Regions from separate parts of the Homo sapiens genome. Here region 1 is linked to region 2. The links are chromatin contacts, found by Hi-C or POLR2A ChIA-PET in ENCODE. All regions are on one chromosome and are shown on one strand. Each heading gives the region's core, a stretch centred on a gene start or an enhancer-like site at or near the end of the contact. The rest is flanking DNA. Distances are from core to core; before and after follow the strand shown. Region 1 overlaps USP35 (ubiquitin specific peptidase 35). Region 2 overlaps GAB2 (GRB2 associated binding protein 2).

Region 1 (4,071 bases), core at 1,283-3,782, 89 kb after region 2:
TTCCTCATCTGTCAAGTGATGATACTCCTACCTTGTGTCAGTTTGGCATCCTACGTTTTCATGGTGTGGGCACACAATGATGTGCCCATGTCCACCTTTTACTTTTAGATTTGCAGAATCAGCTTTCAAGAAGAGAGAGTCACCTCCCCAAAACTTGACCCTACAGTCAGGACAGTGGGTGAATCCCTGGGGTCTGAGGTATGGGTCTTGGTCCTTGGCATGCTTCCCACTCATTATCTGTGTCACATCAAACAGCAGCACCTAAGAATACCACCAAGCACTAGTTCTAATGATGCTAGAGGTATCTTCCAAAGAACAACATCTAAGCACCACATCCCGCTACTTAGAGTTCAGCAACATTCCTAACAGTTCTTCTAGCCCTGTTCTTGTTTCCAGATCCTGGTCACAATGCCTTAGATTTGTCCAGGGCTCCACAGAGCTTCAAAACAGCTCAGCATCCAAAGCCCTCGTCTCCCCAGTGCACATCCTGTGGCTCCCACAGAAGGTCTTGCTCACCCAGTGGGGTTTAACACTTTTGCTCATTCACCTCCCAGGATCATTTATCGGATAATTTATCAGAGCAGTCAGTCACTTCTCACAGATGATTTAAAAACACACACACATAACCAAGGAGATGCCAGCGGGAAGACAGATAAGATACAGGCTCAGTATCTTCTTCGTCCCTTCTTTTTTCTGTTCATGATACCCTATCTAATGCCCTCCTCGCCTGTCCCTCCACCCCACAACATGAATGAATAGAGGCAAAAAGGCAGACACAACCCCACATATCCGTGCACACGCAGAGAAGATGCAAAAATATCCATGCTAGGAACAAAATCAAATGCCATTATTCCCAAAGAAGGTAACTTTGTTCTCAGGAAAATAAAAACTTCAAAATAACTTAAGAACCTAATAATGTTACTAGAAACTGATGTGTGATGGCTCCCTTGGCAAGTATCACAGGTCCCAAAGAAACCGCCACAACCTGATACATCTGCCTAAGTCAGAGAACTTTCCAGAACTTATTTACAAAGGCATATGTACAAAAGGATGTACTCATAGAACCCATGCGAAATAATTTTATAAGCAGTAAAATCCTATAATTTGCTGCCTTGCCTCTCAAACTGGCTTGTACCAGGAGTGTTCGAAGCCACAGAACAAATGTGAAGCCATCTTTTCTAACATTCAAAGAAAAATAGGCCGGGCGCGGTGGCTCACGCCTGTAATCCCAGCACTTTGGGAGGCCGAGGCGGGCGGATCACGAGGTCAGGAGATCGAGACCATCCCGGCTAAAACGGTGAAACCCCGTCTCTACTAAAAATACAAAAAATTAGCCGGGCGTAGTGGCGGGCGCCTGTAGTCCCAGCTACTTGGGAGGCTGAGGCAGGAGAATGGCGTGAACCCGGGAGGCGGAGCTTGCAGTGAGCCGAGATCCCGCCACTGCACTCCAGCCTGGACGACAGAGCGAGACTCCGTCTCAAAAAAAAAAAAAAAAGAAAAGAAAAATATGGGCTGGGTACAGTGGCTCACACCTGTAATCCCAATACTTTGGGAAGTCGAGATGGCTGGATCACAAGATCAGAAGATCGAGACCATCCTGGCTAACACAGTGAAACCCCATCTCTACTAAAAATACGAAAAATTAGCCAGGCGTGGTGGCAGGCGCCTGTAGTCCCAGCTACTCAGGAGGCTGAGGCAAGAGAATGGCGTGAACCTGGGAGGCAGAGCTTGCAATGAGCCGAGATCACGCCACTGCACTCCAGCCTGGGCAACAGAGCAAGACTCTGTCTCAAAAAAAAAAAAATGTAATATTAAAACATGTAAACATGTTTATAATTACGACATACATACTTGAGTCTTTGAGATAAAGTGAGGTTGTAGACAAACTCAGAGCTCATGTCAGGCTACTTTGGGTGAGTTCCCCTCTCTGACGTCAAGTACTTGGGTGGAAACGTTCGAGAAGCCCAGATCTAGCCGAGTGGTGCAACCTAGTTTTCAAGGCACTGCTCTGCTGATTTTTCTGATCTCCCTTCCCCCTCACACATTACCACCAAACTAACCTCACATGTTCCCACTTCCATGCCTCCCCTCCGATGCATCCAGAGTGTCCTTTTTCAGTCCCCGTACAGTAAGATCAAACTCCTGTATCCCTTCTCTATGAAGCTTTCCAGGATCTTCTCAAGGCGCGGGGTTGAGAAGGCGGGGTCCTTGAGAAGGACTGTATCTGTATCATCTTATAAAGCCTAACTCCCTGCCCCTACTGGTACAGGTATGTGCAGACTCCCCTCATCCCCTGATCAGACAATCCATGGGCCCCTACTGTGCAAAGCCTGCATCTCACTCATCATGGGTTTTCCTCAGTGCCCGGGGCAGGGTCCCTCCTCTCTGCCTGCACCTTCATTACAGCATTCTCCTACAGTCCTGCTCAAACAATAACCCACTCATTTGCTCACAGACATCTACTAGGCACAAAGATCAAAAGGACAGGGTTCCTGCCCACAGAAGCTCACTGTTTCCTGTCTAGCAGGAAACAGACAGACCCAGCCACAGAATCTCCAAGCTTTCCTCCTACCTCCCTTTCGATGTAGAAACCCTTGGGCAACACACCTGACACAGGGAAGTCCTCCTCATCCACCTCCACTGTCGGGGGCTCATGACCTATCATGGCAGCCCCTTCCATTGTAAGGCAGCTTTGATTATCAAAAAGTTCTTTCTCGTGTTAAGTTTGAAAAACTGAGAAGATCCAAGTAAATAACGGAAGTTTTGTTTGTTGTATCTACCAACTGTCATTCATGCAGGATTGTTCCTTTGTGTGTTTTATAATTTTGGGACTATAAACTCATTTTCAGTAGAACTTTACCTTTATGGCCTGATTTATGTCTTTCTACCAGGTTACCCTTGGGTACTACAAGTTTATGACTATTTTTAATGTGGGGAAGGGCCACAACCCCCAAAATGATATGAATTTGAACCCCTAAATCCACATGAGAGCAGGCCACTGATTACATTTTTTTCCCCAATCCAGAGCCCAGACGAAGCCAGAAAAGTTTCCCTGATGTCTATTTAAAACCATGTGCATATTTTTTCCTAGACCATTCTTTTGCTAATGGTACAACCTTTCTTGGGTCCTGGCTTTTAGTCGGCTTCTTAGTGCTAACTCCCTGCTGGGGATAGGCCCAAAGTCTGACCTCCTGTCCCTACCAACTCAAGTCCCTTTGTGACTGAGATTGGCCATCTCAGCCACGCACTTGCCTCACTCCAGAGGAAAAAGAACATTGTTTCTCACCTACCACTCTGGAATTCAGTTATCTCTTCCTTTTTGGCCCCTGGGGACTCCCCCTTACTTTCTTGCAAGCTTAGCTATGTACTTAAAGTGATGTTTGTTATATTTTAACAAGCATTTCTAGCTGTTTTGTAGCAGGACACTTTTCAGGTTATCTCGTCTGCTGTGCTGCAGATGTAAAAGTCAGATCAAAGGTTCTGCAAGGGCCACCTACCTAGACCCCTTCACCCCACCCAACCTGCCTTCTCTATCAGGCAATGGGGAAGGCTCTGCCATCCAGACTCCAGCTACATGTCTCACTACCTCTGTGACTTTGCACAAGTCACCAAACTTCTCCAAGTCTCCTTTTCCTCATCTATGAGATTGAAATGAACCGTATCATCTTTGTAGGTTTCTTGTGAGCATCAGAAGACAAAACATACAGGAAAATAATCTCAAGTGTAGCAGTAGCCACAGATGTTAGTCACTGTCAGATCCTAGCAACCCGTCAAGCCCAGCTTGATGAGGCCTCTAAGAAACTCTTTCTTCTTAGAGGCCTCATCTGTCCTCTCTAACTGGAGAAGATCTTTCCTTCCTCTGGTTTCTCACTGCTCTCAAGCCAAACCTTGTAGACATTTTCAAAAGCTGCTCCGACCAGAGTTTCTCGTATCCAAGTCTGTCACCCTCACCAGGCTGCGATCCTCTCAATGGAGGAGACTCCGTTTGCTTCATGCCCATGCCCCCAGTTCCCAGCCTGGGCTTGGTGCAGAGCAGGACGTCAGTAAAGTCATGTGAACGACTGTAAATTA
Region 2 (3,831 bases), core at 413-2,912:
ACATGTACCCTAAAACTTAAAGTATAATAAAAATAAAAATAAAAAAAGACTCATATTTCATCAATATCCATCTTTTAACCTGCTTGCATGCTCTCGCTCTCCCTCACTCTCACACGTACTCTTTTTCTCTTGCTCTCTCTCGGTTGGCTGTTCTTAGGCGACAAATAGTGGTTCCTGCAACTTCAGGGAAATATTGTGACAACCCTTTGTCCAGTGACACAGCCAGTTTGAGTAACACAAAACAAAGGTCCTGGAGTTGAATCTTAATGACTCTGAGCTGGCTTGGAACATAACGCTTGTCGCTAAACTGATCACAGTGGCATGTAGGATGAAATGGTGCAAATTGGCTTAATCTAGATTACCATGATCTACTCCTTGAAGCCTATAGTTGGAGTCAGCTTTATATAAAGGATTCTAGGTGATCTTTTGTGTTTATGGTGTCTGTGTACCATCTTACCTGGAATAGAGATTGTGTTAAATTAACAGATCATCTGACTGAGAGGTTTTTTTCCCCCAAAACAGAAGCAAATAAACATTATTTTGTTCCTTTGGTATAACTTTCATTGAACAGTTATATAGTGCTTTGGAAGTATCAAGTCCTGTGCTAAATAAATGCTGGAGATACAAAAGCCCCTGACCTCAGAATGTCATAGTCTTGGGGTAAGAAAAAATTCATTCTGTGCCCGAGGAGCAAATAAGTTCCTTTAGAGTCCGAGGGAAACTGTACTTATCTGCCCTTTCTCAGATGAATGAGTCCAGAACAAATACAGTTAACTATGCTGCTCTCTTCTAGGGGATCTGCATTTGAGGAGTGGAAATAACTTTGGACTAGGAGCTGAGGCCTAGATTCTAGTTGCATTATTGCCATCTGCCATCACCAATTAACTATAAACTTGAATTCATAAACTCTGTGGCCAGTGTTTCTCAAAGTGTAGTGAGCAATTCATCTGCAGTAGCTTCACCTCAAGTTCTTTGTGGGTCTGGACCCACAGAATAAGAAGATCTTGGGCTGTGGTCTCTGTAAGTTGTTTAATCTCTATGAACTTCTTTTTCCTCACCTGTTAAGAGGATCCTATTTACCTTGCAGCATTTGTTAAAGGATTAAATGTGATAATGAGTAGAAAGCACATGGCAGGTAGCAAGAGCTCAGCAAATACACTTTTAAAAATTTCCTCAGAGAGTATAAAGTCTCTATGGTCCAGAGTAGTCGAAGGATTGCTAGAGGAAGGATAGCAAAAAGCCTTTCCTCGCTCAGGAAGTGTGCCTTCAAAAATGTGTAACTGTTACATGACTCCCACTGTACTCTTGTAATGTTTGCTGTTAACTATTATGGGACACGAGACTGGCATAGTAGCTTCGTGTTGAAATATATTAGGATAGACTTGTACATCATATGTTCAGAAGTGAGATCAGATTCCCCTGTGTCTTTGTGTTTGTTTGAGCTAGAACTCAACCACATCACCACCTGAGAGTTGACAGTTGAAAATATTTCTAAACCTCCAGAATCTTCTATCTTCTGCCCTGACTTTGGTATACCAAAGATAACAGAACTCTTCTTTGATGACTAAGGACTTCTCAAGGTCTCAAATCATCTTTTCTGATACCAAATCTCACGTGCCTTGTGGCTAAGGTTGTAGAAGGGGCAAGACATTACTTGGAAGAGGCTTTTGCGAAACTCCTGGAATAGGCGTGTCCTTTTAACTTCCCGCTTTCTGAAGAGGGTAAAACCAAAAACTGCCAGTAAACCTAGAGAATCCTATGAAGTGAGGTTTATGGTTAATCTGAATCTAACTGAGGTTACTGGGTGATACCTATAATTTAAACCTGTTAGGCGGGTATATGAAGAACATAACAGTTGTATCTTCAAAAAGCTCTTTGCCTTATTTTTTAAAAATTCACCAATAACAAAGACTGACTCTCTCTCTCTCACACACACACACACACACACACACACCCCTACACACCTCTTAGTGAAGCTCCCAGGTGGAGATGTGGTTATTCAGAAGAACACATCCCTCTGTTCTAAGAATCTGAGTAATCTGATTAAATGAGGTGTTACCATATCATGTTTTCTTAGTTAAAAAATACATAAGGGGCTGGGTACAGTGGCTCATCTGTAATTCCAGCACTTTGGGATGCTGAGGTGGGAGAATTACTTGAGCCTATGAATTTGACATTAGCCTAGCCAGCATAGTGAGACTCCATCTCTAAAAAAAAAAATTAACTGGGTATGATGGCGCATCCTGTGATCACAGCTAAATGGGAGGCTGAGGTAGGAGGATCGCTTGAGCCTAGGAGGTCGGGGCTACAGTGAGCCATGTTTGCGCCACTGCACTCCCGTCTGGGCAACAGAGGGAGACCCTGTCGCAAAAAAAAAAAAAAAAAAAAAAAAAAAAGAAAAAGAAAAAAGTAAGTCTCTCAAGATAGGGGAGAATAGACCTTAGGTAGTCTCTTGTCCATCTATTGATCTACTCTTTTTTTTTTTTGAGACAGAGACAGAGTCTTGCTCTGTTGCCCAGGCTGGAGTGCAGTGGTGCGATCTCCGCTCACCGTAAGCTCTGCCTCCCAGGTTCAAGCCATTCTTCTGCCTCAGCCTCCCGAGTAGCTGGGACTACAGGTGCTCGCCACCACGCCTGGCTAATTTTTTTTTTTTTTTTTTTTTTGTCGTTTTAGTAGAGACGGTTTCACCGTATTAGCCAGGATGGTCTCAATCTCCTGACCTCGTGATCTGCCTGCCTCGGCCTCTCAAAATGCTGGGATTACAGACGTGAGCCACCACGCCCAGCCTTGATCTACTCTTTGAGCCCTTCTTCTGTCACACTCCCCAACCTTCCCACCCTTTGTTTAGGCCAGGAGTCAACAAACAAATCCTGCCACCACTTCTTTTTCTAAGCAGTTTTATTGGAACACAGCCATGCCTGTTTGCTTATGAATTGTGTATGGTTGCTGTCATGCCACTATAGAACTGAGTAGTTATGACAGAGAAAATATGACCTGTAAAACCCAAAATATTTGCTAACATCCTTAACAAAGTTTGCTGATCCCTCACCTTGCCTCTTTCTTCAAAATCTCCAGTGTTGAGTATTCTCCAGTTTCCAAGAGACCTGCTTTGGACCACTCATTTAGAAAGTTCTTACGTTCTAAAAAAAATAAAATTTGGTTTTCCGTAGACTGCTCCTGCTGGTACTTGTTCAACTTGAGTATGTTGAGTAACTAAAAATAAATCAAATCGCTCTTCCACATATTGGCGGCCCTTTATATCTTAGAACAACACTATGATCATGACTCCAGGCAGAATCTTGCAGAATCCTGGTGTGATAAACTTTCACGGGCCTTCATTGTCACCAGAAGGGAGCATAACACTCTTGCACAGCTAAATTGTGGCCCACCTAGGTTTTCTGGGCGCCAAGAGCAATAAGAGGAAGTTATAGCCTCATTCTACATGCTTGAAGACCTTGAGATCTAACCCAAAGGATAGAGACAGGTTCATGTGACATGTACTGTCTGTTCAACAGCTAGGAGTGATGCAACTTCCAGGTCATATGTACCCACACTTTGTGGTCTTGATGGTTGTGAAATGGTTTGTTTTCTGACAGAAGGAAAACAGTCACTTCTATTTCATCAGAGATGGGAGTGGCATACCCTTGATCCTAGACACAAATTCTTTTTTCCAACTTTCTTGACAGTAGACCCTATCCATATACTTCTTTAAGCCCCACTGTTAAGTAAAGTGACTTTCATTGTCTTTTGTCTCCGTTATTACTACCCTAATTTAGATTGCCATCTTCTCTCACCATTGCAGACTATCGCAACAGCTTCTTAATTGTTTTC

Evidence for each region. A loop is a pair of places that touch in the nucleus more often than their neighbours do. ChIA-PET counts read pairs that join two places held with the same protein, here RNA polymerase II (POLR2A). Pooled maps may share reads with other maps.
Region 1: a loop to region 2 is called in a map of naive thymus-derived CD4-positive, alpha-beta T cell, with 4 times the contacts of the local background. The contact joins two enhancer-like sites. A Hi-C loop is called at or near these places in 1 of 168 maps with a recorded cell type or tissue (naive thymus-derived CD4-positive, alpha-beta T cell) and 6 of 50 pooled maps. POLR2A ChIA-PET finds 5 or more read pairs at or near these places in 4 of 52 experiments (activated CD4-positive, alpha-beta memory T cell, activated naive CD4-positive, alpha-beta T cell, activated naive CD8-positive, alpha-beta T cell and 1 more).

The regions. Positions count from the first base shown.
Region 1 is chr11:78,201,317-78,205,387 of GRCh38, reverse strand. All of the region lies in intron 6 of USP35 (ubiquitin specific peptidase 35), which reads right to left. Among named protein-coding and RNA genes, the nearest start is that of USP35, 14 kb to the right of the region's middle. Within about 2 kb of position 2,532, at least 4 of the 41 ENCODE cell types and tissues checked have a DNase peak (open chromatin) inside an H3K27ac peak, as active enhancers do.
Region 2 is chr11:78,290,127-78,293,957 of GRCh38, reverse strand. All of the region lies in intron 1 of GAB2 (GRB2 associated binding protein 2), which reads left to right. Among named protein-coding and RNA genes, the nearest start is that of USP35, 100 kb to the right of the region's middle. RefSeq lists an enhancer at 3,401-3,695. Within about 2 kb of position 1,662, at least 2 of the 41 ENCODE cell types and tissues checked have a DNase peak (open chromatin) inside an H3K27ac peak, as active enhancers do.